2 separate regions of the Homo sapiens genome follow, and region 2 is linked to region 1. The links are chromatin loops, found by intact Hi-C in ENCODE. Cell type or tissue: mammary epithelial cell. All regions are shown on one strand. Each heading gives the region's core, and the rest is flanking DNA. Links, peaks and the distances in the headings are about the cores only.

Region 1 (16,024 bases), core at 5,265-13,264:
CTCAGCCTCATCAACAATTGATTCTGCAATGACCTTGGCAGGGAGAGAAAGAGATGGGAGAATAATGGGAGTCACGTACCAGCTCTTAAATATTTCATTAACCAAAAGTAAGTCGCATGGCCATGCTTAACTTCAAGGGGCAGGGAGCTTTAATCCTCCAGTGCAACCAGAATGAGAGGAGAACCAAATATTAATGAACAGTGCTAATGTCTACCACACCTTGCTTATTATAATATTTACATGATTAATGTCCATTATTATAATATCATCATAACATCATTTTTTAAAAACAAAATATTAAATAATTACTAACACGTTTTGAGCATAAAACATTCACAGGCTGTGCACGGTGGCTCACATCTGTAATCCCAACACTTTGGGAGGCCAAGGCTGATGGATCACAAGGTCAGGAGATCAAGACCATCCTGGCTAACACGGTGAAACCCCATCTCTACTAAAAATACAAAAAAAAAAAAAAATTAGCCGTGTGTGGTGGTGGGCTCCTGTAGTCCCATCTACTCAGGAGGCTGAGGCAGGAGAATGGTGTGAACCCGGGAAGCAGAGCTTGCAGTGAGTGGAGATTGTGCCACTGCACTCCAGCCTGGGTGACAGAGTGAGACTCTGTCTCAAAAAAAAAAAAAAAACATTTACAGAAGACAGAATTGAGGCCTAGAGAATGTTAGGAACTTGCCCCAGGTCACACAGCTGGCAATTGATAGATCCAGAATTTTACCCAAATCTTTATGAATCTGAAGACTTTTTGAAATTAATATGACTAAAGATTTATGACCCATAAATCTGAAAGAAATTGTGTGTCCACCTTCAAAATCCTGGTAGACATGCCTCTGAGTGCATAACTTCTAGGAGAGGTCTTGGTGCATTGCCTAAAGGGAGCCAGGCTGGGCCAATATAAATCAGTAGATTCAAATCTAGGTTCAAAGACTGATTGAGAGGATGAGGTGAGTTGTACCACGCATATAAAAACATTTGATCAGTCTACAGGGACATATGGGAGCCAAGCAGAGCACAGAGAAAGAAGTCAACTATAATGTGTAGAAGGTAATAGCTGAGGTGCCCACAAACAAGGTTTTAGTCCACTTTAGCAGTGACAATCATTTTGTGGCTTTTTGCTACTCTCTATCCCAGACAAAGACTTAATTATGAGCATTGGTTATCAATAAATCTAGAAATCAATTATATAATGTGATCTTTCATTCAATATGGGTACTGGGTAGAAGCCTCAAATAAAAACGAAATTAGAGAGGAAGATGCCATGCATGAGTGATATATGCATAGCATATTCTAGAGTAGTAAGGACTTCAAGAAGAAAGGGTTTCAGAGTTTTCCACCCTGAAAGGAAATGAAGTGTGAGCATAAGCTGTGAACTCCAAGAGTAGATCAAGGAGACTGGCAAGAGACTGAATTAAGCTGCCCAGAGGCAAAGAGATGACAGATCATAAGAGGTGGAAAGAGACAACAGGGTTGGGATTTGGAGGTCAGCTCCACAGAGTGATCTTCTGCATTACTCATGATTTAATCCCATAAGAATAAGCCATGGTGAGACTCAGTCATGATGCAAAGATTATTACCATTCAAATATTTGTTGATGCTTTGAAACTGTTGACTCTTTTTAAAAAAAAAAAAATTTTTAGCATATTTGCATGTTAAGAGAATTGAGCTGTTTGGCTGTTTACAGTTGTTGTAGTTACCACCAAACTTGGTACTGCCAAAGTCCTTTGTCCGTAAAACACATGACTTTGATTCTTTTCAAAAGCCACGGGGTGGAAATTCCAGGGCAGTGAGAGAAAGAAATAACCAAAAGTTTTCTCAGTCCCTTTTTGTCCTGCCAAAGAAAATGTTAAGCAATATCCAGATAATACCTATCCTGCCTCCAGGTATTTACTTGAACATGGTTATCTTTAATTGCACAAACAATAGCCAGAATTGTTCACGCCATCTCTTGGAGGAAGATGATGCACATATATCCACAAAACATAGCTCAAAACATCAGGGAGCACTAAGTGTATGCTCCTAGAGTGTTCTGATCTTATTATTTTCTCTGGATGGAAGTTTGAGGCCTCTGGTGAAATCTGATTATAATATTAATTTGTCTAAGATGCAAAGGGACAAATCCCCCTGCCCCTGCCAATCTACCTACAGACACCAGAAGTAATAAGAGTTTACAAGTAGAATTTGTAAAGTAGAAGATACTTTTCTACAGAAATTATACAAGATAGAAAACAAACAAACAAAAAATGATAGCTGAAAGGAATGAAAGAAAAAAATTTAGCCTAGAGTTCTATACCCAGCAAAATATTTTTCAAAAACTGAAGGTTTACAAAAAGACTTACAGACCAACAAAAGCTTAAACCTGCGATGAAAGAAACTTTAAAGGAATTTCTTCAAGCAGAGGCATAACGCGAGGTAGAAATTTGAATCTACACAAAAACATGAAGAGTGTCACAATAATAAAAGTGAGAATGAACATAGAAGATATTTTTTTTTATTTTCTGACCTTTGTTATAGTTGGCAATTGAAAGCAAAAAAAATGAGTGCACTTTAGGGTTAACAACATTTGCAGAAGTAAACTATATGACATTTATAGTTAGTTCAAAGGATGGGAAGAAGAAAATGGAAATATACAGCTGTACTGTTTTCTACGCTAACTGTGACATAGTATAATATTATTTGAAGGTAGACTGTTGTATGTTGAAGACATATATCAAACCCCTAGAGCAACCATTAAATAAAATAAAAAGGAAGGATAACTAATAAGCCAATAGTAGAGCTAAATTGGAATTATAGAAATTCCTCAATTAATTCAGACTGCAAGAAAAAAGAAAAAGAAAAGAAAGATGAGGTAGGAAAAATAGAACAGTAATTGTAGATTATTAATTTAAATCTAACCACATCAATAATTGCATTAAGTGTAAGTGGTCTAAATTCTAAAATTAAGGCGGAGGTTAACAGACTGGAGTACAAGAACTCCTCCTCAAATTGAAAGATATGGATTGGTTAAAAGCCAAAGGGTGGAAAAATATACAGCATATAAATACTAATCAACAAAAATCTTAAGTAACTTAATTAGTATTAGATACAGTAGACTTCAGAACAAGAAATATTCTCAGGGATTGAAAAAGATCACAGCATTAGAATTCATCAAGAAAAATTAAAATTCTAAATGTGCATTCACCTAGTGAAGGAGCTTAAAAACACATAAGACAAAAAGTGAGAGAACTGAAAGTAGAAATACACAAATCCACAAATATAAATGGAAATTTTAATACTCCTCTCTCAGTACATGATAGAATGAATAGAAATTTAAAAATCAGTAAAAACATAGAAATTCTGAACAATATTATCATCCCATTTTACCTAACAATCTACCAATCAACAGCAGGATATACATTATTTGCAAGTGCACATGTATCAATGTTAACCATATTGTGAGTCATAAAACATGATTCTACAAAATTTTTAAGTCACACAAAATATATTCACTGAACACAATAGAAGAAGCTAGAACTCAATAAGAGAATAATATCTCAAAAATCCCCAAATGTTTGGAAACATCATATTTTCAACTAATTCATGAGTCAAAGAAAAAAATGGCAAGGAAAATGTGAAATGTTTTTAAAGGATTTGAAGTGAAATCACAACATATGAAGATATAATGAATGAAACTAAGACAGTCCTTAGGAAGAAATGATCATATTAGAAAAAAAAAACATAAGTTTTCAAATTAATGATCTAAGCTTCCATCCTAAGAAACTGGAAAAAGAAGAACAAATTAAATCTAAAGCAAAGAGAAGAAAGGAAATAATAAATAAAAATAAATCAGAAATCACTTAAATAGATGACAGAAGATCATGAAGAATCTCAAAGCAAACAGAAGCTGATTTTTAGAATTCTTTGATATCAACAGAATTGATAGACCTCTAGCACAAGTGTTATGAAAAAGAGATTATCAATATTGGAAGCAGAAAAGTAAATAACACTGTTGATAAAACAGATATTGAAAGGATAATAAGGACACTTTACTAATAACTTTATGCCAATAAATTTGATAAATTAAATTATGTGGACTAATTCACTGAAAGATATAAACTACCAAAGCTCAAAAAAGAAACACATTACTTATTCCTATGTTTGTTAAAGAAATTTAATTTATGGTTTAAATCTTTCCCACAAAGAAAACCAAGATGGCTTTACCAGTGAATTCTACTAAGCAAGAAAGAAAAGAAAAGAAAAGAGGAAAGAAAAAGAGAAAGAAAGAAGAAAAGAAGAAAGAAAGAAAGAAAGAAAGAAAGAAAGAAAGAAAGAAAAAAGAAAGAAAGAAAGAAAGAAAAGAAAAGAAAAAAGAAAAGAAAAAAGGAAAGAAAAGAAAAAAGAAAAGAGAGAGGGAGGGACAGAAGGAGGGAGGGAGAAGAAAAGAAAAGAGAAAAGAAAAGAAAAGAAAAGAGGGAGGGAGGGAGGGAAGGAAGGAAGGGAGGAAATCTGCAGATCATCCCTCATGAAAATAAGTGCAAATATCTCAACCAATTAACAAATCTAATCCAAAAGTGTACAAGAAGGCTAATATATCATGACCAGATTGTTTTTTCCCAGGATTCAAGGTTGGTTCCACATTCAAAAATCTATTAATGTGGTACATTATGTCAACAGAATAAAAAAAAGAAAACTCTATGATGACTTAAGCAGATGCAGTAAAAGCTTTTGAAAAAATACAACACCCATTCACAATAAAATCTCTCAACAAACTACAAATACAAGGGAACAGCTTTGACCTGATAAGAACATCTTTGAAAACACTGTAGTTAACGTAACACTTACTGATGTAAGTCTGAATATTCCTCTCCTCATCCCCCTACCACCAAAATCAAGAATAAGACAAGAATATCTGCTCCAACCATTTCTGTTCAACATAAGAGTAAAGGCCCTAGCCAATATAGTAAGAAAAGAAAGATAAATAAAAGACATACAAATTGGAAAGGGTGAAATAAAATAATCTTTATTCACAGACAATATTGTCTACTTGCTAAGAAAAAATATAATATGTAGCAACAAATAATTTGATGTTGAAAAATAAAACTATTATAATAGCTTCAAAAAAAGAAATAATTAGGTATAAGTATATAAAAATAGGCATAATAGCTATATTATCAAAACTACAAAACACTGATAAAAGATATCAAAACAGGTCTGAATAAACAGTGAGAAATACCATGTTAATGGAGTGGTAGACTCAATATAATTAAGATGTCAATTCTCCCTAACGTATCTAGAGATAAAATACAATTCTAATCCAAATCTGAGTAAAATTTTTTAAGAAACTTAAAAGCTAATTGTAAAATGTCTACGAAAAGGCAAAAGAGCTGAAAGAGCTAAACAGTTTTGAAAAAGAAAACAAAGTTGGAGGAGTCACACTAATTGTTTTTAAAATGAAGTACAGTAAGACCTCACTTAACACCATCAATGGGTTCTTGAAAACTGAGACTTTAAGTGAGATGATGTACAGGAGGTCCTCAAGTAAGATTGTTTCATTCTACATTGTTTTGTTTTAATGTTGATGTGGGAAAAAATTAGTTTTATTATAATACATATTGTTTCACTTAAAGTTGTTGTTTCCAACAACCTATTGATGACCTTAGCTGAGGACTTACTGTTTCAAGAAGTCATCAAAAGCAATATGGTATTGGAAAAATGATAGACATATATATCAATTCTATAGAAGAGAGAGTCCAGCAATAGATATCACATTCACCCACTGTGTTAGTCTGTTTGCTATATATACCTGACACTAGTTAATTTATAAAGAAAAGAGGTTTATTTTGGCTCACAGTTCTACAGGCTGTACAGGAAGCATGGGGCTGACATCTGCTTCTGGTGAGGTCCTCAGGAAGTTTACAATCACGGCAAAAGGCAAAGGGAGAGCCAGTGTATCACATGGTGGGAGGGAGCAAGAGAGAGAAGGGAAAGGTCCCAGACTGTTTAAGTAACCAGATCTTGCATGAACTAACTAAGCAATAATTCACTCATCACCAAGGAGATGACACTAAGCCATTCACAAGGGATCTGTCACCATGATCCAATACCTCCCACTAGGCCTACCTCCAACATTGGAGGTCACATTTCAATATGAGATTTAGAAGAAACAAAACAACCAAACCACATCATTCTGCCTCTGGCCCTCCAAATGTCATGTTCTTCTCATATTGCAAAATAAAATCATCTCTTCCCAATAGTACTCAGGAGTTTTAACTCATTCCAAGGTCACTTAAAAGTCCAAAGTCCAAATTCTCATCTAAGATTCAAGGCACGTTCCTTCCAACTATGAGCCTGTAAAATCAAAAACAATCTATTTACTTCCAGGACACAATGGTGGTACAGGCAATAGGTAAATACCGGCCTTTCTTCCTATCTCACAAACTACTTGCTCCATCTTCTTTGCTGATTCTATTATCAACCTCTTAATATTGAAGTTCCCCAGGACTCCATCCTGGGTCTTCTTATTGATAACAATTTTTTTAACGATCTCAAGTTATCTCATGTTTTAAACATCATCTACAGGCTTCTGATTCTCAAATTTATATCTCAATCTGGGTGTCTCCTAAACTTTAGAATTCTATATTTATTGCCTTATTCAACATCTCCACTTGGTTGACTAATACACGTCTTAAAATTAGCATCTCCAAAGACAAACTACTGGTCCTGTCTCCAAAACCTGCATTCTAGGGGCGCCTCCATTTCAGTCTATTGAAGTCCCTCCCTTCAATTGACTGAAGGCCAATCAATTCAGAACAGTCCCTTATTCCTCACTCTCACAATCCTCTCCAATCTATCAGCTTGTTCTATTGTTTCTACCTTGAAAATACAATATCCACAATCCAACCTCTTCTCACAATTTGTGTTGCTACTACCTACCAAAGCCATCATCATATAAGGGATTTCTCCTTTTTTCTCTCTTGCTCCAACCCTGCCAATATATTCCCCACACAGAGCTAGGAAGATCTTATTAAAACAATTCAGAGCACTTGCTTCTTATGCTCTTCCAATAACTTTTCATCTCACACAGAGAAAAAGGCAAGGTCCTTAAAATGACCTTCCATTTCCTTAGCAGGTCAGTCCACTCTCTCTTTATTAATACTGTGTGCTTCCTCTTGCTGCTGTGGTCTCTCTAGCTGATGGCTGTTCTAGAGCCATCCCTCCCCAGGGCCCTTTTGTTTCAGTTCCCCATGCATAGAATACTCTCTTCAATGATATAGTGCTCACTCTCTCAAATCTTCAAGTCTGTTCAAATATTATCTTTTCAGCAAAGCTTTCCCAGGCCCTATAACACCCCATAATACTTCCCACTTCCATGTTCTCTTTTTTTATGCTCATAATACTTAATAAACTATATTCTTATTTATCAATACATATTCATATAATACACTCACATGTACAAATACATGCACATATATATTTTTCTTTTAATGATTTGTCTCACCTCAGTACTATTGTGTACAATCTATGTGGACAGTGATAATTTACCTATTTATTTACTGTATATATTTCTGTATTATCTATTTATTTACCATATTTCATATATTTCTGTATTATCTATTTACTGTATTTTCTATATTTCTGTATTATCTATTTATTTACTGTATATTTTCTTATATACTATTATTTCTACTGTATATCTCTAATACAGTAAATAAATGAAATTATTTACTTACTATATTTATTTATTTACTGTTTATTTCAAGGATTATTTTACTGTATATTTCTATATTTATCTATTTATTTACTGTATATTTCAGCCATCAGAAAAGCGACTGGTTGAGAATAAATATATAAGAAATAAATAACTGAAAGACTCCAACACTTTTTTCCTGCAAGATCTGAAAACATTCATAGATACACCAAATGAACTAGCAATCCTAGTCTTCTATTTAATAAGTATGTAAGGAACATCTGAGATTTAAAACTTCAGTTTGTTTCCACAATGCAAATGTGTGATTGATTTCCCCCTCACTTTTTTTTCACAGAAGTTTCTAATTCTATGAAACTTTTTTCATATATAACACCATGCATACAAATTTGACCGAACCAATGGCGAATTTTCTTCAACAATTTTTGGCTGCACTAAATTTATACTAAGTCTGAAAAGAAAGAATATCCTTCGAATGACTGAGAAAGTCTTATAGGTTCATTATCCTTTATTTTGGAGAGGTTATGTTAAAAAGAGGATGACATTTGAAAGAAAAGCACATAATATAATATCAAAGTGAAATATGGGAAACTACTCATTCGTAGCATGTTACAGATTTATCAATAATTTACAATTGTATTTCTTCATCTTATTGTACTTCTCTTAATGAAACTAATTCTCTTTATCTCTATTTTTATGAGTTATCATTAATATCAATGGACTCAAATTGCGATTTAAATCTACAGTTTAAAAAATCATATAATGAAACTGAGGAGGATTTATGCTTATAAGACAGTTTTACAAGTTTTCCCATTCCCAAAAGAATTGAGTGGAATCTGTAATGGGTAAAGAGATCTTATTAATTTTGTCAGATTTTTTTCTTGTCAACAGGAATAATGTAAAAATGATTTTTTATGGTTGAAGTTACCAACCAAAACTTATTAAAAAGTGGCTCATGTGTGAGAGTGAGCCATCTAAATTAGGTCAGGTCAAAATGATACATCCAGTTATCTCATCCTGACTTCTGGACTTGCAGCATAATAATTCATGGAAACATTCTAAATGTGCGCTCATAAGGATGATCTCGAAATTCAGAACAGCATCTTAAAGTACAAGAGGTGGAAGAGAATAAATTGGAACTCAGGATGGGTAAAAAATATATTTGTAAACCCTAAAAAAGCTTTCTATTTTAACTTACTTCTAAAGAAGAAAGGATTAAAAAGGTGTTTGTCTGTCAAATAACTGGTAGTTTTAAGCACAATTCAGCAAGGAAAAGTTCTTTTTAAAATTTATTTTAGTATCCTTTTTTATAAGTTCTTTTCAGCAAAGTGTTTTTCATGTTGTAGAATGTATTAGGTTTTCTAAATGTATTGTAATGAGAAAATTATAAGTTGTGTACTATTATTAAAAGTTATTAACTATAGCAATCAATAAATAACATTTTAACATAAAGTTTAATCATGGAGTATTTATGTTCTCTCTGGCCCTAAATTTCTTCAATTTGCATAAATATAAATTACAATATGAAGACTACTGGCCAATTATCTCTAATGTTGAAGAGGAAAACAAAGCTCATAAACACATATTGGTTAAAACATAATATAATGTCAGGAGGCCCCAAAAGGATTCATGATGGAAACTGGACTCGTTCCCTGCTCAGTACATATTAGGTATCTACGAGCCTAATGAGGAAGGTGAAAGGCTGGAGACTCTGAACGAGGTAAGATAGAGACAGTAAGATGTGTTAACAGAGGTGAGTAGGAAAGGCTCTATCCCAAAAATAAGTGACTGAATGATGTCAAAGCTCAACCAAGAAAGAAGAGCAATCTTTTGAAGGTGGCATTCTGACCTAAAATGTCAATCCTATTTTACGTCGTCCTACAATCTCCGTTCATTCCATTTATTTAGGGACTTGTTACATGTCTAAAAGTTCTCTTTTAAAATCTGAAGCTTCTCATTAGGGCTACACATTAAATTTTGATCAACAAGTTCCAAAAAAAAAAAAAAAAAAAAGAATTCATGTACAGCTCTCTGAGGGAGAGCAGGACAAAGTGAGAGGGAGGTGCAGCTTCCGTTCAGAGAAAGGTGCCTCCCATCCCCGGCTCACCAGGTTTCCCAGGGATAACGTCCGCCTCAGCGGGTCACAGCAGCTTTGGGAAGCATTAGAGACCTGTATTCTTTTGTTCTATCCAGTAAGGACACTGAGACTCCAAGTCATCTGCCTGTTACTGAGCCTATCTTAGGTAGCTCAAATGCTTTCCTTAGTGACAATTTCTTCCCAGCCCAGACCGTGCATCTATGGTTGGTGGTGTTACTGTCCTCGGTACCATTCTCCCGCCAGCAGGGGGCGCTGCTTCGCTTCTCCCCCCCAACTGCTGTAATTCTGTCCCTGCTTTCTGTCTCATCCCGCCCTCCTAAGTTCATCAGGTCCCTCATGGCTCCCACATGCCACTCTGACTCTTCCAATCAGATATAACATACCAATGAGATACCGAAAATATTCTTTTCAGACCATCAATCAAAGTTGCCGTCCATGTTTCAACTTTGGGGATTCAGTTCTCTCCTACCTCTGGGGTAAAATTCCCAACGAATCCAAAGCATTCTTCCTAAAGGTGGCTTTGTCTTCTCCTCACTCTTTTGTCATCTTACCATTGTCTCCAACAGACTAATCAACAGTCTAAAATCCTGTCACTTCCCAGGAAGCACAGGCCAATTTGGCTCTCGCTTGCGGGACACTAGCCTTCCCACTCAAAGCTTACGGCACAGATGCCAAAGGCTGCCCAGTTCGGAACCATACAAATAAGAAGCACAAGTGCTATTTCCAAAGGTCCAAAACACAATTTGCTCTCATAAAAAGTATAACCACTATTCAAAAAACAGTGAGGGGAGGTTTCAAAAAAACTATTCTTACTTTCTGAAGTAAAATAATTCATACACTTGGTCAATTAAAGCACCTGCAATCCCAGCTAATCAGGAAGCTGAGGTGGGAGGATTGCTTCAGCCAAGAGTTCAAGAGTTCAAGACCAGCCTGGGAAACTTACTGAGACCCTGTATTTTAAAATATATATGTGTGTGTGTGTGTGTGTGTGTGTGTGTGTGTGTGTGTGTTAAATTCCAACATAAGAAGTGAAAAATAGAGTCCTGAATCCCATACAGCTATCGGGATGCTTCTCAGACCCCAGTACCATGGTCATTTTGACAATATCCCCAATCAGTCTTTACACGGAAACAATGTTAGACACCAGCAGGAAGGGTGCAGCCAATGGAAGTTGGAATCAAAATAGGCCGGGGCTGCATCCGCTCCTCTACCTACTAGCTGTGCGACCTTGCACAAGTTTACCAGTCAAGTGTGAGAATTGGATCAGGTGGCCTCTCTGATCTCTTGGGACTCAACAGACTCCAAGGCTCTTACCCCTTCCCCACATGGGAACCAACTAGCAGATGCTCCCCCTTTAAAACGTGCACTTTTCTCTGGTAAAATAGCATTCTCTTCTTCTCTAAAAGAAGCTCAGTCAATAAAAATACCTACTCCAGAGACTGAGATGGGACGGGTCACGTTAATCATTTCTCCCTGTGTATCAGATGGGAAAGCTTTTTATTAGGGATCATTTGCCGGTGATTTCCACAAGGAAAATAGGGCTTTATTTTACTACAAACTATAGGTAAAACTCGTGATGAGAATTTGGGCCATTGGCCATTTGAGACCCTGATACAGGTCAACCTTCCTGGAATTCACCAGCTCATTACCATTAGTACTAAAGCAATAAACACTCACACACCACAAGCTCACCCCAATTAGTATAACTGCCTAAGAATTCTTTATCTTGCTTGATTAGTTGCATGATGCTCAACGAGTCCATTGATCTCACTCTGCCTCAATTTCTCTGTCTCTAAAATAGGGTGCTTCCCTTTTTAAATCCTTCCATTTTACCCAACTTAGGGCAGGGTAAACTGATAATGTGAGTTTTCAGATCAACGGCTCCCTGCTTTCCTTCAGTTGAACTGGAATTATCCAACTGCTAGTAACACAGTTAAACTGAAGTTTCATGAATACAAAGTTTTATACAATGAGCTATTTTTTTTTTAGTACTTGCTATGTGCCAAGCACTTTTCTAAAAGGTTTACATGTAGTAGGTCCTATAATTTAAACAACAACCCTGCAAGGCAGGGATTATTATCACCTCTATCTTACAAATGAGAAAAATGATGAACAGTCACCACGCCTACTCCAAGCTGGAAGACTGGGGAGAATGATCATTAAAATTCAGCTGAAAATTATTTTTACTTCAGCTTGCTTCCAACGAGCAAAGAAATGGTGCAAAGGTTACATGGGCATAAGACCATTAAAATGGATATGGCCCCTGTTGACCCTCTAGGTCCTCACAGGGCTCTTGGAAACGTCCCAGGTCAGTGAAGCTGGACTACAGGGCAGGATCTGCTGTGTGCAAGTCATGCAGGCCCACGAGCTCCCTGCTTACAGCCAGAGTCTCCTTTCCACCATCTACCTGAAGTTCTTCCTATACCACCTTGCATGTGTCAATGTTCACGCCATCTTTATAGCCCAAGTCCACTGCAGGCATGACCATAGCTCACCCGAGAGTAGTGTTTGCTTTCATCACAACACCTAAAACAAATGGGGCAGGGCCTGAGCTGGTTGTTTAGCTTGGTGGTGAATGAGCATGGTCTTTGGAGCTAGACTTTTAGGGTGCAAGTCCTGATTCCAGCACTTTCTAGCTGTGAGACCTTGTGTAAATTGCTTAGCAGTTGTATCTCTTCGTTGGTTCCTCATCTATAATGTGCCTAATTATTGTCAGGATTAAATGAGTCAACACATATGAAATACTTCAAAGAGTGCCAGGGCCATAGTAAGCCCTCAATAAATATTAACTCTTACCTTTATCACTATTATCTCTTTTTTTTTTTTTGCTCAGGCTGGAGTGCAGTGGTGCAATCTCAACTCACTGCAGCCTCCACCTCCCGGCTTCAAAGGATTCTCATGCCTCAGCCTCCTGAGTAGCTGGGATTACAGGCACATGCGCAGCTAATTTTTGTGTGCGTTTTTAGTAGAGATGGGGTTTCGCCGTGTTGGCCAGGCTGGTCTCAAACTCCTGGCCTCAAGTGATCCACCCACCTTGGCCTTCCAAAGTGATGAGATTACAGGTGTGAGCCACTGTGTCTGGCCACTGTTACCTTCATCATTGCTATGATGTTCTTCTCCAGTTCAAATACAAAAGCTTTTCTGTCCCTGTCATTCATTCATCCAGAAAAGGATATTTGTGTCTATTACATGTCAGGCACTCTAGCAGGTATCAGAGATTAAAAAAATAGAAAGAAAGAAAAAGAAAAAAGACAGCACTATTGGTAAGAGTCTACTGAAGAATAATATCAAGTTAACGGACACATATATTATTAAACAATTTTCTTACCCTTCATCCCTCAAAAGCGATCATGCCACTAGCACCAGAGCAATACATCCTAATTATTCAATTACATTCTTTCCTGGAATGGGTTTTTTTTTTCCTAAATCAGGTAAAGCAGAAAGGTGCATTGTACAATTTTTCAAAGACACTCATAAAATTTAATTTGATTACTATGAGAAATATGAATATTCCTTAAAATAAGTTATGTGAAATGTGGCAGGATTGTAGTTCAATGTTTATGCTTCATTCCTACTTGGTTTCATATAACCTACGCACTCTGGGCTCCAAAAAAGTTTTGTTGTTAAGACCAGTTTATTTTATAATCTGGTATTTAATCCAGGAAACTTCTCTCCCACCTGGGAAAGGTTCAGAAAGATTTTTCTAGTGAGATGCCTAAATCAAGAAACCCTGGACTGATTAGCTTAAACTAAAAACAATAGCAGCCCTCATAATCAGGTTAGAGGAAGGTAAGAAAAATTCAACCTCCTATATCAAGTAACAGATCCTGGCCTTGGTTAAAATCCAAATAAAGTAATGAGTAAAGAATCCTCTATTTCTCGGCTAGGGAGAAAAGGCAAGGCAGTGAGTCGCAGCAACACACACACCCAATACTGCTCTGCACTCTTTAGATCCTAATTAGAGAAAAAAAGTGGTTTCCACCATGGGGACCCTGGTGCCGTTAGCCACTCTCCACAACATTCCTCCACAATGACCCAATTCCTCCTGCATCTGTGTGTTGCTGCTCTACCTAATGTATTTTTCTCTCTCCCTCATTTGGCTCTGTCATCTCTCTACGGCTCCTTTTTTTTTTTCCTATCATTAAAAAATAAATTCAGGGCCCGGTGCGGTAGCTCATGCCTGTAATCCCAGCATTTTGGGAGGCCAGGGCGGGCGGATCACAAGGTCAAGAGTTCAAGACCAGCCTGGCCAAGATGGTAAAACCCCGTCTCTACAAAAAAATACAATTATCTGGGCACGGTGGCAGGCACCTGTAATCCCAGCTACTTGGGAGGTTGAGACAGGAGAATGCTTTGAACCCGGGAGGCAGAGGTTGTATTGAGCCGAGATCGCTCCACTGCACTCCAGCCTAGGTGGTAGAGTGAGACTCCATCTCAAATAAATAAATAAATAAATACATACATACATAAACAAATAAAAAATTCAGTGCAATCCTCTCCTGCCCACTACACTTTGCTTATTTCTTATTTCCATCTCATGTGCTGAAACGTACTGAGCATGCATGCACACACACTGAAACACACACAGACACACTCACGCCCAGCTTCCAAAAGATTTTAATACAAATGCAGGTGGTGGCTTTCAAGTCATAGATTTTTGACCCTAGATATCAGGTAACTATTCACTGTGACAAAAAATAAAGGAGATTATTGTGCTAAAACAGAAACAACCTGTTCTATAAACTGATACAGTTTTGTCTGTTTACCTGATTAAGCAGTTTTTATTAATATTCTTCACCTTGATGACTCCTGAAAAAACTTGGGGGGCTAGCCTAATTTAACTAGAAAACTTTTGATAGCAGTGAAGCTCCAACTACTATAACTTGTTACTAAAATTATCATTATAAGCTAAACAATAATAATAATCTACATCATGAAGCTTTTGATGTGAATAAAAATTATTACTATATCTAGGTTATTAAAATATTCCCTGCATATTTTAATGCACATTCAAATCTGTAAGATAAATGAAAATTGCAACCAAACAGACATGTGATATGATTTAAATTAAAACATAAGAGCATAGAGCACAGTGGGGAGGAAGGGATGAATACATAGAGGAGGGAATGTTTTGAAGACAGTGAAGCTCCCCTGTATAATACAGTAGTGGTGGTTATATGTTCATTACAGATTTGTCCAAACCCACAGAATGGACAAGAAAAACCAGGAGCGAATCCCAGTGGGAACTATTGACCTTGGGTTATAATAATGTGTCAATATAGGTTCATTGATTGCAACAAATGTACCACTCTTGGCTGGGAGTGGTGGCTCACATCTGTAACCCAGGACTTTGGGAAGCTGAGGAGGGAGGAACACTTGAACCCAGGAATTCAAGACCAGCCTGAGCAATTTACAGAGACCCCCATCTCTAAAAAAAAATTTTTTTTAATTAGCCAGAAATTTAAAAAATTAGCCTGGCATGGTGACACACGCCTGGGGTCTCAGCTACTTGGGAGGCTGAGGTGGGAGGATCGCTTGAGCCCAGGAGGTGAAGGCTGTAGTGAGCTGTGATCACACCAGTCCACTCCAGCCTGGGCAAGAAGGGAGACCCTGTCTCAAAAAAAAAAAAAAAGCAAAAACCAACAAAAAACAAAGACACCACTCTGGTAGGGGATGTCAACAGTGGGGGGCTGTGCATGTCTGGGGAGGTTGTGTTTGTAGGTATATGTGCATCTTTGTGCCTTCTGCTCAGTTTTGCAGCAAACCTAAAACTTCTCTTTTAAAAAATCTATTTAAAATGGAAAAATGAGGCAAACAGGCCAAGAAAAGAAACGTTAAAAAAAAAAAATTAGTAAGACCACAGAGAAAGTGTGCTTTAAAGTATGCCACTGTATCAAAGAGTAGGCACACCAAGTCCAAATATAAACCCAGGAAGGAAATTATTTGAGTCAGGCATATGTGCAGGTAGCTGCTTATCTCTGAGTTTCTCCACCTTTGCACTGTTTCGCATTCGAGATTATTCTTTATATGAGGAAATTTTCCTGTGCCCCTTGAGTGACTTTCCTTCTGTTATCCACTGCCAATGATCAGAAAACCTCTGAGAAAACAGAGGTAGAAAACAACAGTAGAAAATGAAGAAAGCACAAGACTCCCTCATTTCATCACCTCCAGCAACTTCATAAGAAGTCCTGTAATTATAACATTGTAAGATTTGAGATGAAGCAGTCTAA
Region 2 (16,024 bases), core at 4,821-12,820, 230 kb after region 1:
GAGAATGTACTTGCTTAATGCAATTTGCTGGAGGACAGAAGATACAATACACTTCCTTAGAATGTTTTTGCCTTCCCTCTTGCTGCCTTTCTGCCTTTTGTTTGCTTGCTTACCAGCTCCTGTGGCTGGCTGCTAGACAACCAAATGAGAGCATCAGGCAGGGAATGGTTGTGTTGGCATTAAATCACCTGAAAAAATGTGGTAGATCATGTGATATGAAATGTATACATATATATATTGAACTTGGAAAAACATTATTTTTACTCTGATTTTATTTCTTGAAATCTGATTTTGAAATCAATTTCTGGGCCATTACTTTAAAATGAATTTTCCAAATACAAAAGGCAGATTGTTTCATTCAAAAGTAGGCAATGCAAGAAAGTGTTAAAGAATAATTTCTTACGACCATGGCTAAATGAAGTTTTAAACAAGACTTATGCAATTCTTAAACTTCAGCCGGCTCCCCTACGTATTATTCTTGTTTCATCTTGCTCCCTCACACATCTCTCTCTATAGGGTTTGTTTATGGCTAAATAGCTATTCCACAGTCTCAAGCTCCTTAGACATTTCTGCTATTGCTTTGTAAAATCACCCTTTGCTCCAAAGGAACCATGCATTTGTTATGGGGACCCTAAAGAGTCTACAGTTGGCAAGTGGCAGCAGATCCCAGCTGCTGACACTTCCAAACTATAATTGTCATCATAGCATTACTTCAGCTTCTCACATCTAAATGCATTTCTAATTCCCTCTCTTTGTCTCTCATCCCACCTCCCTTTCTCCCAAAGGATTGCCTTCCTCTAATAGCAGTCTTGGAATTATCATCTGCTATTCTCTCGTGACATGCACAGAATACACAAAATTTATAATTTATGAATGGAAACATCTCCAAAGACTGAATGGAACACCAAGGGTAATCCAGGTTTCACATCTGTAAAGCGGGTTAGAAAATCTCATCCCCTTCTGTTCCTCTGGTTGGTGTGAGTGCAGCAGCCAGCCCTGCCACTCTACCAAGTGACAACTGACTTTACTGATCATTTGAGTTTACTGCCAAGGCAGGAAAATCCAGTCAAAGCTTTCAAAAGGTCTGAGCATCCACGAAGGATTTTTGGAGGAGCAAGGGTATTTATTATATGACCTCACCTGTCTTTAAAGTGATTGACAGTCCATAAAATTGAGTTGTCTCCACAAGCTCATTCATAATCCATGCCACATCTTTTGGTACCGTCAGATAAAGTTGTCAGCACATAGTAATTCACAAGTGGCTGTCTCAAATTCTTTGTTGGAGAATATATAAAGCACCTTCCCCCCAAATATCTCAAGGAATTGCTTAGAGGATCTGAAGTATATCCTACCATTAGTATTTAAGTCAAATGTTACCTCTTCATTTGCAGGAGGACATAATATACACTGGTGGAAATTTTAAGCTCATTTAACAGCCATGATTCACATTATTAATGATGCAAATTGATCATATTACAAACCATAAATACAAAATTCCCTTCCATGCTATTCTTAGACAATCTCTAGGTGCAGATTTTTTTTAAAAAAGTAAACTGAGACAAGCAAGATTTTTTTTTTACCAGTCCCAGTTCATAAAAATTAGTAATGAAATTAGAAAGATAATTGTGAGGTTGGGATTCAGCTAATAATTAGGAATTCTTAAGGACTGACTCATTCTTCGAAAGTTAAATGGTTTAATAGTCCATCAATAGTCCAACTATTGTCCATCCATATTTTATCTATTAATTGTCAATGGTAAATTAAAACAATAATTAGAAGCATTCCCAAGGACTTAAAAGTGACAGAAATTTGATTGCAGCAAAGCTGGTAAACACACACACAATTAGAGGAATGCACTTCAAGACAGCTCCTCTGAGAGTAATCCAGATATTGGATAATTGGATAACCAGAGGATTTGCAAATACCTAACACGCAATCCAAACAGACTGGATGAAATAGCATAGCGAATGGATTAGAACATGTTTAAAAGTAAATAAACAGAAACAACCCATACTGTTGTAATTTACGTGGAGGAAGACTCTAAAAACAAAATCGCAATGGTGAGCTTGGAACCTAGAAATGGGAAGTGGAAGAAATGAGACCTTGGCAATATTTATCTGGCACTGCCCTGGGAGAAGAAGACTAAATCCAGGAAAATCAAATTTCCCTAGCGAGACAACATGGCTTTTCAAGAATGTCAGCTTTGGACTCCCACCACCCCAGTTTGAATCCAGCCCCCGAGACTTGCCAGTCTCATAACTTTAGGAGATTAACTTACACTCTGGCTCCTCCGCTTTCTCACCTGCTTAGTGTTCAGCAGACTTTCTTTTGGCAGCAGTGAGACATTACTTTGCAAATTAGTGGGTCTGCATCTTCCTATTTGTCAGTGATTTATCGGTTACTTCAATTGTCTTAGCTTTGGCTCTTCTTGGCTGTGTTCACCATGGCCTACACTCAGAGACTTTTCAGCCGTATGCTATTTGGGGACTTTTCAGGGGTTATGATTACTGGGAAGCTAATAGCAGTATTCCTCAGACATTCCTTTTTACATATAACAGTAAGTATTAATTAACTGCCTGAGTTTACAAGGACTAAAATATGATCCTTATTTTACTAGGGACTTGCAACCTAATTTACAAACAACTGTCATAGTTGTTTCAACCCCAAAGTGTTTGTGGTGGGAAGTGCAGTTAAAAGAGTTAAACTAAGTGAACAAGAGCCACCATAGAAGTTGGCTGTCACCCACCTAGTATGGAAGAGTGAGAAAAGAGTCTAAGTCCATATATTATAGTTCAAAGAGTGTTAGGAAATATCAACTCAAAAAGAAAAAAAAAAACTAACAAAAGTGAAAAACTGTTACAGGGTAAAATGAATAAAGGAACAATACCAACGTTTCAAAACGACTAAGTCTTTAAAAATCAAGTGGATCATCAGAGCTGGAATATGGCAACCTAAAGAAAATTCACAGAGCCTAGGAACTGGACAACAGTCCCCTAGGAAGAGGCCAGCATGATCCAGGTGCCCAGGTCAAGTTCCCCGGTCTGGAGACTAAGATACAGAGCCAGATTCCAAGCTTCAAGGGAGCTATTTACAGGTGAGATTTAGTAACAAGGTCACTTGAACATACCAGGTACAACAATTCCAAGGTGACCCCAAGAACCATCAGCCCCATGATGGGTGGTTAGCTGACTATTACCCAGGAAAACTTGAGTCTGGAAAGAAATGGTATTCATGCATCCACAAGTCATTAATGCATGCATTCAGTCATTCATTGACACTCAAACTCTCTATTGAGAATCTGCTAATAGAGAAGAATTTGTTCTCCCTCACTCCTGGTTCTCATGAGGAGGGATTTTCCCAAAGCACATTCCTAAATTCCCTCTAATTTCCTTTGCTCACTCCATCCCTGGGAGGTGGAGGGACTTAGCTAATTAATTAACTTGGGAAGAATAAACAGCCATGCTTTGCTCCACTCTGCCTATTTTTCTTTCAGGAATGAGATTAGCAGGCCTATCTGCTTCTCACCCTTCACTATGACCTACAATTTAGCCTCTGGTAATACTAAAATTTTCTTACACTTCACTTTATGTCTCAATTTGTTTAGAATTCTTGGAGGGAAGAGATGTACTTAATATGTACAAAATGTTGCAAACACTGCTCTGGGCACTGAATACATATTTATCCACTTCACAGTTCTGCATGGAGTTTAGAGTGCAATGAGTTTGAGCTGCATTCTGAAATTGGAACAAGTAAAGAGATAAGCATTCTACAAAAAACAAGGCTGTGGGCAGTCTCAAAGTTGGCAGTGCTCATTATGCAAATAGGAATTGATCAATAAGGCTCACTGCAGAAGCAAGAGAATCCTTCTCCCTACCTTCAGCTCTCCTTTCCTGGAGTGGATTAGGAGATTAAAGAACCTCTGAGGGGCACAGTGGCTCATGTCTGTCATCCCAGCAATTTGGGAGGCTGGGGCAGGAAGGTCACTTGAGCCCGGGAGACCACAATCAGCCGGGGAAACATAGTGAGACCCCACCTCTACAAAAACTTTGAAAAATTACCCAGGCAAATATATATATATATTTACATATGCATATGTAGTCCCAGCTATTCAGGAGGCTAGATAGGAGGATCTCTTGAGCCCAGGAGGTTGAGGCTGCAGTGAGCCATGATTGCACCACTGCACTCCGGCCTGCGTGACAGAGAAAGACCCTGTCTCAAAATAAATAAATAAAATAAAAGAACCTCTGTGTTTATCCATGTAAATGTGTACCCATTCTTTTTATTTTGGATACTCTCAATAATGGCCACAACACCAAATTTGAACCTCAGGGGTAAATAAAGTATCCCAATTCTCTAGAATCCCCACCCTTCTCTACTCTTCATGGACCGACCTAATGGCCCAGAATATCTTGAGATTCATTTCTATAAACAGAATTCTCTTTTTCTATAGAGAATGTTATTAAATGGTTTGCCCATGGCCTTAGCTATTTAAAAATTATCTATGCTCAAAATATATTTCTCCTTGAGGCGAAGAAGACACCACCCCATCACAATCTAGCTAACTTTATTACACTGTCTTATAAAATGCATTGTCCAGAAGTTCTAAAATCCCTACTTCTCCTCACCTTATGAAGGAAAAACATATAGGGAATATTTCTGGGAAGAAGATTTGTTACTTTTAAATTACAAGTATTTCTGAGAACCAGTGCTGTAGGTTTAAAAACCACAAGTTCCCTGCAAAAATCCAAACAATTATCCTCAAAAATGTATCTGTTAGTACTGCATTACAAAAAAATCATCACTGTAAAATCTCTTATATCCCTCGCACAGTGCAAGGTGGGAGCTTGATAGGAATTAAACAATTTAAGACACTTTACAAATGAAGTCTTTATACGTGGTATTTGGTTCGAATGATCCTCAGAAATCTTTTTTTCAATATGTGACTGAAAGCATATGTTGTATTTAATTATATAAAATATAATTATGGTATTGTAGGTAGAGAAGACTGATTATAAGACAGTAAGATTTCATTTTTCTTTATACATATTGTTTAAACATATTTTTTAAAAAACAGTCTGGAGGTCCTACATACTAAACTGGTAATGGTTGTTATCTCTGAATAACAGGATTGCAGGATTTGTTTTCCTTTTTTTCTTTGTGCTTTTTGGTATTTTCTAAATGTTCTAAAATGAGCATGTATAAGAATAGACCATTATTTTTAAAGATATATGTGAAAAGTGTGCTTAACCCTTCTTATTTTTTTCTGCTTCTATCTGGTCTCTCGGAGTACTCACCTGCTAACTGCCACATTGCCAGTTCCCACTCAAACCATCCCCACTGCAAAGACTCCGTAGAGATGATGAACACCAACGCTAATTACCTGTGGATAAATTTTGAAAATTCAGATTATCCTAAAGACATCCACACATACAACATGAGCAGATTTTTTGCATTTTTCTGAGCTTATAGAATCCCTTCTGAGTCCGATAATCAAAGATATTCTCAAACATTTCACTTAAAAGTTGCAACTATAAGAAGTAAATATGTTTAAACTTCTAATGATTTGGGCTGAAAATACACATTGGTACATTGGTAAACAAAGAGCTAGATATAGTCATTAAAAACGAAAGAAACCAGTCTGGTGTGGTGTCCCACGCCTGTAATCCCAGCATTTTGGGAAGACCAAGAATGGCAGATCACCTGAGGTCAGGAGTTCGAGACCAGCCTGGCCAACATGGTGAAACCCCATCTCTACTAAAAATACAAAATTTAGCCAGGTGTGGTGGTGGGTGCCTGTAATCCCAACTACTTGGGATGCTAAGGCAGGATAATCCCTTGAACCCGGGAGGCGGATGTTGCAGTGGCTGAGATCGTGCCACTGCACTTCAGCCCAGGCAACAAAAGTGAAACTCTGTCTCAAAAAAAAAAAAAAAAAAAAGAAATAAACCAAAGACCTGGTTCATTACTACCAAACGAAGACCTTGTTTATTACTACTAAATTGTGCTCTGCATATATGCACATTAACTCAATGAGGGGAAATAAATGCAATTTCTGTACAAAGCCTCCCATGGTAGATCAAGAGTCACCAACTAAAAGATGCATAGAACTATTCCCATATTTAAACTTATATTTCCACTGTTTTATGAAAAAAAAGCCTGACTTGCAATATAGCTTTCTTTTATAAAATGTCTATTACTTATTTAGTTGAAATTTTCAAGTGCAAATATCACAATGGCCTTGGGTGTTATATTGGTGCAGGTAACCTCTTTTGCTTTATGTCTCTTTATGATCTTTTATGAATATTGATATTAACGGATCAAAACTGCAGGTTCATGAATTCAGAACTGTGAACTTCTGCTTTCTATTATCTGCCAGCCACCAGCTACCTTACTGGCTAGTCACTTTACCTCTAGAACTGCTCCTACCATTGTAAATGAGTAGGCTGCACTGGATTATGCTTACATTTTCTTCCAGCTCTAGATTTCTCAAAATCAAAGAAATATCTTCACTCTATCTTTAGTTCCTTCATTTTATAACTCTAAAGGGGAAAACGATCTTTCAGCTTTCTAAGTACATCTAAATGCATTACCTCACTTGCCCCCTCACCACACTCCTGCAAGGTAAAACATCTCTTCTGAAGTATCTCTCTGCAGGTGTAATAGACAGAACACAGAAGACTGGCCAGGTATTGGGCTATGTACCGTGCATTCAAGAACTAGTCAGCTGAAGTTCTTGGACTCATCTAGCTAGGCATTTGCAGTCTGGTAACAACCTTATGATTTCTACCTAAGTGGCACAAATATGTGTAGCTTAGCACAGCACAGCTCACCTTGTTTGACCTGCTCCTTTAAAATAACCTGGTCCAAATGCCTCCCTTTATAGATGAGAATCTAAAGGTCTCTCCCAAAAACACAGTTCAAAAGCATTGTCTCTTTCTATCTGAGTGTCTTTCTTCCTCAATCAACTGTGCCCTTCCAGAATGAATAATTTCCTCCAGGGGCCAGGGAAACAGAGGAAGTAAATTCCACTGAATCCCTCTGTAAATGGTGTGTAGTTTTTCTGGTTGTCAGGTCTTTCCTTTTAAAGGTCACTCTTCCTTGGTAAGAAATTTTCTGATGCAATTGTTGGAAGTAAACTGAGTTGTTTACAGAATGCAGAAGATATGTGATGTGCATGGATGCTTTTCTCTGTAGTCTTTTTCATTTTTTGATATCTTATATACATTGTAAAACTTAGAAATATGAAAAGTATGACAAATAAATAAAACTTATGAAAAATTATAAATAATACTTTTTAAGTCAACATTTTATCACATAAGATATGCTTGTCCTGTGGATAACTCTGCAGTTTCTTATCTTACAAAGGTCATACTCAATGTTTTTAACCTAAATACCAACACTCTTATCCTTGCTCTCATCTTTCTTGTATTCCTCACAGACAGTGAGGGAACTTCTTGCCCAGAAGGAACCTGAATAGAAGGTGACCAACCCAGTAGAATACACCACAGCTCAGGAGAAATGAGCAGATAACAATAATAACTAAAACTGTGGAGCATTTACTTAATGCCAGGAAACTGCTCTAAGTGTTTGATTGTATTAATTCATTTACCCTCCAAAAAACCTCAGAAGATGGGGAATGGGTCCTAAAAAGTACAGGACGCTGGACACAGTCAATGGAGACAGAGACAAGGGACAAGTTCTGGATGAGCTGGAAGGTGACAGTACACAGTGAAGGCAAGGAAGCAAGGCAGAAGAGAGGCGAATGTATTCCTTTTCCCCATGTGCTCACGTCCCCCATACGTACCCACCAAGGACACAGCTGAGTAACTGATACCTAGTACATGCCCAATAGTATGTGAGTTGAATGAAAAACAGTGCAAAGGACCCTTTATAACCCACTGGTCAAAGAAACTAAAGTTGGGTATGACTTTCAAGGTCACCTGGAACAGCCATCCATCCATCCACCACATGGAGGCACTAGCGAGCATCGACACTAGTCTAGTTGCTTTCGAAGTCCATATCCATTATTACCTAGTGAGGAAATTATTATTGTTTCTGTTTTACAGACAGGCACTAGCAAGCATCGACACTAGTCTAGTTGCTTTCGAAGTCCATATCCATTATTACCTAGTGAGGAAATTATTATTGTTTCTGTTTTACAGATGAGAGAACTGAGACTTGACAGGATTAAATAAATTAACCCTTGTAAGTTTACATACTTAATAGGTAGACCTATCTGGATTCAAAGCCAGATACTCTAACTGCAAGACCAACACCCTTTCCACTAAACCAAACTTTGAATTTACTATAGAGAGAGCAATATATGATCAAAGTACAGGAAAATGTATAGGGTTTATTGAAAATGGTCAGAATTTCATTATGTTTATCTTAAATTTAAGGAATTTCACATTGCAAAATATGAATGTAATGATACCGATTTGAGATAAAAAAGTGTAAACTCTACAGCTGAATGTTTTACATCATTCAACACTAATTATTTTAAATATCTGGATCTAATTTAGTTAACAATAAGAAATATGTTGTTACAGCATATAAACTATAATCATATTCTCTCTTTCCTCCTTCTGTCCCTTATCTTAAAGATTTACCCACTATAACAGAATATAATAGCAAATTATGTATAAGTAGAAATTCAATCTTGGCCAAAATTGTAGTCCCTAGAGTTTAGACACCCACAATGTGTAGTATATTTCCCTTTAATGTGCCATCATAATTTTAATTTGGGGGAAAAAATAGAATTTTTTCATAGAAATCTCCTCTAGTAAGGCAATATTAACTGTTCAAATTTTCTGAACGTTTAGCAAAGCTGGGAAAAGATTACACATATTGATTAACTCATTTATTAAAGATCAGCAAACAAAATTAAACGTAGTTCACACTTTTTCCATTGTCATATCTTTAGAGATTCTAAAGAAAGAACATGGTTTTCCTGGTGATTAACAAACTAGGTGTAGCTTTCGCCATAGACTGGAGGCTAAAGAGGATGTGGTCTAGAAGCTTTCCTAGAAATCAGGGGGCAAGCTTTTGCTATCATGGGCTCCATGTTACCACAGTATAATAGTTCTGACTCAAGGAAGCAACAGGAAGAGGCAGGTTTTCCTAGTGACCATCCCTGTAACATTCTTTTAGAAAAGATTTTAAGAGGCAAATATTTTAGACCTTGACCACACAATACAACAGAATTGACCTTTTTCAGAACGGTTCTTTATTTTTAGAGGAAGGTCATTTTAGGATTGGTTTAAACATAAGATATCTATTTGATTACAGTTGATTCAATTCCGCTATGAAAATGTCTGAAGTTTTGGATTGACTGTTCTTCGGGCTTATTTTTCTGTCTAGACATAACCTAAATGGCAGACGACAAGAGGCTCCGTAAATATCAGTTGTATCTGCAAACCGAAAGGCGGCCTTGGGCCACACATTTGTCATTTCCACCACACTTACACAAAGAGTATGTCAATCTCAGCCTTGCTCAGCCCTGCTCAGTATCAGGCCCTAAAGAGCTTCAGCTGGAAAAAAGTAGTTACATTCAATCTTTGTGTCAATTCTAACCAAATCTGTTGGATATTTAGCACCTCGCCTTCTCCAGGAGGTGAGGAGAGAAACTAGTCAAGTGTCTGCAACTTGAGCTCCTAAAACAGCTACAGTCAGGACTCCAATATCCTCAACACAGCTGGATATGCCCACACTAAAAAGTGGGCTGGAACTAGAATTCTGTTTGACTGGGGCCCCAGCAATCTGCTTCAACAGATCTTCTCTCTGTTCTGGAACTTTCAACTGCTGACTGGTGTCTTGCTTCATCCTGGACACATTACCTTTTTGTTTGTTTGTTTGTTTGTTTGTTTGTTTTGAGACGGAGTCTCGCTGTCTCCCAGGCTGGAGTGCAGTGGCGCCATCTTGGCTCACTGCAAGCTCCGCCCCCCGGGTTCCCGCCATTCTCCCGCCTCAGCCTCCCGAGGAGCTGGGACCACAGGCACCTGCCACCACGCCCGGCTAATTTGTGTGTGTGTGTGTGTTTAGTAGAGACGGGGTTTCACCGTTTTAGCCAGGATGGTCTCGATCTCCTGACCTCGTGATCCGCCCGCCTCAGCCTCCCAAAGTGCTGGGATTACAGGCGTGAGCCTCCGCGCCCGGCCCACACATTACCTTTTATCCAGAACTTTACTGCAACCAGCCCCTAAGTATTGTGTGGTCTCCTCCTGCTCTGATCCCCACCCGCTTTGTAAAGTAATGTGATCATTATATAATCAGAGTTATTATACAACTTATTGGACAAGATGACTTAATTGTTGTGTCAGTCCAAATGACCCGGCTAATCTGCATATTCTTTATTCATCATTAAAATGAACAGGAATTTCCCAGCTCTAATAGTATTCTATTGGGTTGACTCAAATAAAATCTGCACCAGCAAACCCACCCTCTGACCCATATATACCTTTCCGATATAGTCGGAAAGAACATTTGTTACATTTCTCATAGCAATAATAATATTGTGGATCATTCCTCTTCCTTTCATGGAACACTTGCCAATAATGTTTTCTTCTTCATTCGTCTCCTCTGACTCTTTTGCTGTTCAATAGCAGGCAGGGAAATTTAAAGTCTTCTCTACCCAGCAAGGATCGCTAAAATGAGAGCTAACTCAAGCATCTGACACTTCCTGCCATGTTCTCTCTAGCCCTCCTAACACCCAAGAAACTCACTCTATAAATTCAGCGGTCTTGACAGAGGGATGGAGTTCTACATGACATGTTCATTAAACTAAGTATTTATACGCCCATTATGTAAACATGATATATCATTCCCCAGCTCTGAGGCAGCTGCATGATATATATGGATATTCACTTAAAGCCTCAGCTTTATGAATTGTATTCCTTGGAGATACCAGCAGCTCCAACAACTAGGTACACAGTCAATAATTACTTTCATCTTCCTCCTTTTATTTACTCTTTAAGAGATTCATTAAGATGAAGAATGACTGCACTGCTTTGCTAAGCCTTTTTGATTACTTTCCTAATTCATTTATCATGAACTTTGGAACTATTAGTTTAGTTTTCACTACTTCTAGCCATCTAGAATCTTGTTTTATTTAAACAAGGTTCTGCATCCTCACTGGTTTTCTTCGGACAGGCCCTTTGGCTTATACACTATTTATTCGAAGTGACACATGGTAGAATTTTTCCTTTATAAAGATACACAAGAGTGTAATGCGCATGGTTACTGAGAGTTGCTATATGTGTTAAAATTGGTACTGGATCACTCACAAAACTTTTTAAATCTCTATTCAATGCTATAGTCTCAAATCCCTCCACGAAGCGGAGCGCTAAAGGGAGAAGGGTGGAGAGCACATACAACAAGCTAGGCCTAGTTCCAAATGCCATTGCACACAACAGGGCACTTAGTTTTCACAGCAACCCTGCAAAGTATGTAATACTACATCTACTTTACAGATAAAGAAGTTATGGCTCAAAAAGAACAGTCACTTACTCAATTTCATGCAGTAAGTACTGAGCTTAGAATAACTGCACTAAGTGGCTGGTGCCTGGTTCTGTTGACCTCTCCCCTCCCCTTTGATAATCCTAAGTACTCGAGAGTTCACCATATGCTAGATATACATGTAAGTCACTCGCATGAGATAAAGGCAAAGGTCCACATCACTTACACTTCTCTCTTCCTTTACCTTTTCTTCAGAGGATACCTACCAGGTACCTCTTACTCATGACAGACATGAATACAACTATATCAATGAAAACATTAAATGTGAATGGATTACAGAATCCAATCAAAAGGGAAAGATTGTTAGACTGCATAATAACATAATTCAACTATATGCTATCTACTAGAGACACACTTTAGACTTAAAGGTATTAATAAATTGAAAGCAAAAGGATAGAAATGGTTATATCATGCAAACTACGATCAAAAGAACACTGGAGTGCTATACCACTATCATACAAAATATGCCTTAAAACAAAAAAGCTAGAAATAAAAGGAACAATTTATAAACGTAAAAGAGACAAACAATCAGGTAGATATAACAATTATAACTATATGCACATAATAGCAGAATACCAAAATACACAAAACAAAGACTAACAGAAACGGAGAGAAAAATGAACAACAGTAATAGCTGCAGACTTTATTATCCCACTTTGAATAATGAATAGAACAACTAGACAGAAGAGTAACAATTAAATAGAAGGCTTGAATAACACTATAAACCAACTAGACCTAAAGGATATTTATAGAACCTTCCATCCAACCACAACAGAATAGATATTCTTCCCAAGTACACATAAAACATTCTTCGGGATAGAGCACATGTTCAGCCATAAAACCAACTGCAGTAAATTTAAAACAACAAAAATAATACAAAGTGTATTATATGACCACCATGGAATGAAATTAGAAATCAGTAACAGGAAAAATTTTGAGAAACTCACAAATATGTGAAAACGAAACAACACGTGCCTAAATAATCAATGGGTTGAAAAAGAAATAAAATGGAAAGTCAAAAATATTTTGAGATTAATTAAAATGAAGACACAACATATCAAAATTTATGGGACGCAGCTAAAGCAATGCTTAGAGAAAAATATATAGCTGTAAATGCCTATATTAAGAAAGACAATATCAAATCACATAAACTTTCACCTTAAGTTACTGGAAAAAGAAGAGCAAACTAAGTCCAAAGCAAGTAAAATAAAGTAAATAATAATGTTTATAGTTAGATTAATGAAATAGAGAATAGAAAAATAATATGGAAAAATTAATGAAACCAAAAGTTGGCTCTTTGACAAGATCAATAAAACTGACAAGCCATTAGCTATTCATATATTGACCACAAAACAAAGGAGAAGAAGCAAATTACTAGAATCATAGATGAAAGAGAGGACATTCCTAATGACCTACAGAAATAAAATAGCATAGAAGAATACTATTAAAAATTGTATGCCAATAAATTAGATTAAATGATGAAATCCCTAGAAGGACACAAACTAGTGAAACGGACTCAAGAAGAAATAGACAATCTGAATAGACCTAACAAGTGAATAGATTGAATTAATAGCACAAAAAACTACACACAAAGGAAAGCCTAGGGCAAGATGGCTTCACTGCTGTATTATATCAAACACTTAAAGAAGAAATAATACCAATTCTTATCAAACGTTGCAAAAAAATGGAAGAGGAGAAAACACGTCTTAGTTCATTTAATGAGGCCAGCTTTGCTCTCATACCAAAACCAGACTAAAACATCATACAAAAAAGAAAACTATAAATATGGATACAAAAACTTACAACAAAATATTAGCAAACAAAATCTAGCAACATATCAAAAGAATTATAATACATTTTTTTCAGCACCACACCACACCTATTCCAAAATTGACCACATAGTTGGAAGTAAAGCTCTCCTCAGCAAATGTAAAAGAACAGAAATTATAACAAACTGTCTCTCAGACCACAGTGCAATCAAACTAGAACTCGGGATTAAGAAACTCACTCAAAACTGCTCAACTACATGGAAACTGAACAACCTGCTCCTGAATGACTACTGGGTACATAACGAAATGAAGGCAGAAATAAAGATGTTCTTTGAAACCAACGAGAACAAAGACACAACATACCAGAATCTCTGGGACACATTCAAAGCAGTATGTAGAGGGAAATTTATAGCACTAAATGCCCACAAGAGAAAGCAGGAAAGATCCAAAATTGACACCCTAACATCACAATTAAAAGAACTAGAAAAGCAAGAGCAAACACATTCAAAAGCTAGCAGAAGGCAAGAAATAACTAAAATCAGAGCAGAACTGAAGGAAATAGAGACACAAAAAACCCTTCAAAAAATTAATGAATCCAGAAGCTGGTTTTTTGAAAAGATCAACAAAATTGATAGACCGCTAGCAAGACTAATAAAGAAGAAAAGAGAGAAGAATCAAATAGACGCAATAAAAAATGATAGAGGGGATATCACCACCGATCCCACAGAAATACAAACTACCATCAGAGAATACTACAAACACCTCTACGCAAATAAACTAGAAAATCTAGAAGAAATGGATAAATTCCTCAACACATACACCCTCACAAGACTAAACCAGGAAGAAGTTAAATCTCTGAATAGACCAATAACAGGCGCTGAAATTGTGGCAATAATCAATAGCTTACCAACCAAAAAAAGTCCAGGACCAAATGGATTCACAGCCGAATTCTACCAGAGGTACAAGGAGGAGCTAGTACCATTCCTTCTGAAATTATTCCAATCAATAGAAAAAGAGGGAATCCTCCCTAACTCATTTTATGAGGCCAGCATCATCCTGATACCAAAGCCAGGTAGAGACACAACAAAAAGAGAGAATTTTAGACCAATATCCTGATGAACACTGATGCAAAAATCCTCAATAACATACTGGCAAACCGAATCCAGCAGCACATCAAAAAGCGTATCCACCATGGCCAAGTGGGCTTCATCCCTGGGATGCAAGGCTGGTTCAAGATACGCAAATCAATAAATGTAATCCAGCATATAAACAGAACCAAAGACAAAAACCACGTGATTATCTCAATAGATGCGGAAAAGGCCTTTGACAAAATTCAACAACCCTTCATGCTAAAAACTCTCAATAAATTAGGTGTTGATGGGACGTATCTCAAAATAATAAGAGCTATCTATGACAAACCCACAGCCAATATCATACTGAATGGGCAAAAACTGGAAGCATTCCCTTTGAAAACTGGCACAAGACAGGGATGCCCTCTCTCACCACTCCTATTCAACATAGTGTTGGAAGTTCTGGCCAGGGCAATCAGGCAGGAGAAGGAAATAAAGGGTATTCAATTAGGAAAAGAGGAAGTCAAATTGTCCCTGTTTGCAGATGACATGATTGTGTATCTAGAAAACCCCATTGTCTCAGCCCAAAATCTCCTTAAGCTGATAAGCAACTTCAGCAAAGTCTCAGGATACAAAATCAATGTGCGAAAATCACAAGCATTCTTATACACCAATAACAGACAAACAGGGAACCAAATCATGAGTGAACTCCCATTCACAATTGCTTCAAAGAGAATAAAATACCTAGAAATCCAACTTTCAAGGGATGTGAAGGACCTCTTCAAGGAGAACTACAAACCACTGTTCAAGGAAATAAAAGAGGATACAAACAAATGGAAGAACATTCCATGCTCATGGGTAGGCAGAATCAATATCGTGAAAATGGCCATACTGTCCAAGGTAATTTATAGATTCAATGCCATCCCCATCAAGCTACCAATGACTTTCTTCACAGAATTGGAAAAAACTACTTTAAAGTTCATATGGAACCAAAAAAGAGCCCCCACCACCAAGTCAATCCTAAGCCAAAAGAACAAAGCTGGAGGCATCACACTACCTGACTTCAAACTATACTACAAGGCTACAGTAACCAAAACAGCATGGTACTGGTACCAAAACAGAGATATAGATCAATGGAACAGAACAGAGCCCTCAGAAATAATCCCGCATATCTACAACTATCTGATCTTTGACAAATCTGAGAAAAACAAGCAATGGGGAAAGGATTCCCTATTTAATAAATGGTGCTGGGAAAACTGGCTAGCCTTATGTAGAAAGCTGAAACTGGATCCCTTCCTTACACCTTATACAAAAATTAATTCAAGATGGATTAAAGACTTACATATTAGATCTAAAACCATAAAAACCCTAGAAGAAAACCTAGGCAATACCATTCAGGACATAGGCATGGGCAAGGACTTCACGTCTAAAACACCAAAAGCAATGGCAACAAAAGCCAAAATTGACAAATGAGATCTAATCAAACTAAAGAGCTCTGCACAGCAAAAGAAACTACCATCAGAGTGAACAGGCAACCTATAAAATGGGAGAAAATTTTCGCAACCTACTCATCTGACAAAGGGCTAATATCCAGAATCTACAATGAACTCAAACAAATTTACAAGAAAAAAACAACCCCATCAAAAAGTGGGCGAAGGATATGAACAGACA

What was found. Hi-C counts contacts between places; a loop is a spot of excess contacts. Peaks named below come from ENCODE experiments on the same cell type or tissue, not always from the same donor. Only the 100,000 strongest peaks of a DNase experiment are listed, where the experiment ranks them.
Region 2: a loop joins it to region 1, with 4 times the contacts of the local background. A loop is called at or near these places in 3 of 110 quality-filtered maps.

Annotation. Positions count from the first base shown.
Region 1 is chr18:2,095,023-2,111,046 of GRCh38, forward strand. The region is part of intron 2 of LOC105371956 (a long non-coding RNA gene); the gene reads right to left. Among named protein-coding and RNA genes, the nearest start is that of METTL4, 470 kb to the right of the region's middle. In mammary epithelial cell, for the core only: a CTCF peak has its summit at 10,043 (motif pointing right); no DNase peak of the experiment used is centred there.
Region 2 is chr18:2,329,776-2,345,799 of GRCh38, forward strand. No RefSeq gene overlaps it. Among named protein-coding and RNA genes, the nearest start is that of METTL4, 230 kb to the right of the region's middle. In mammary epithelial cell, for the core only: a CTCF peak has its summit at 7,967; no DNase peak of the experiment used is centred there.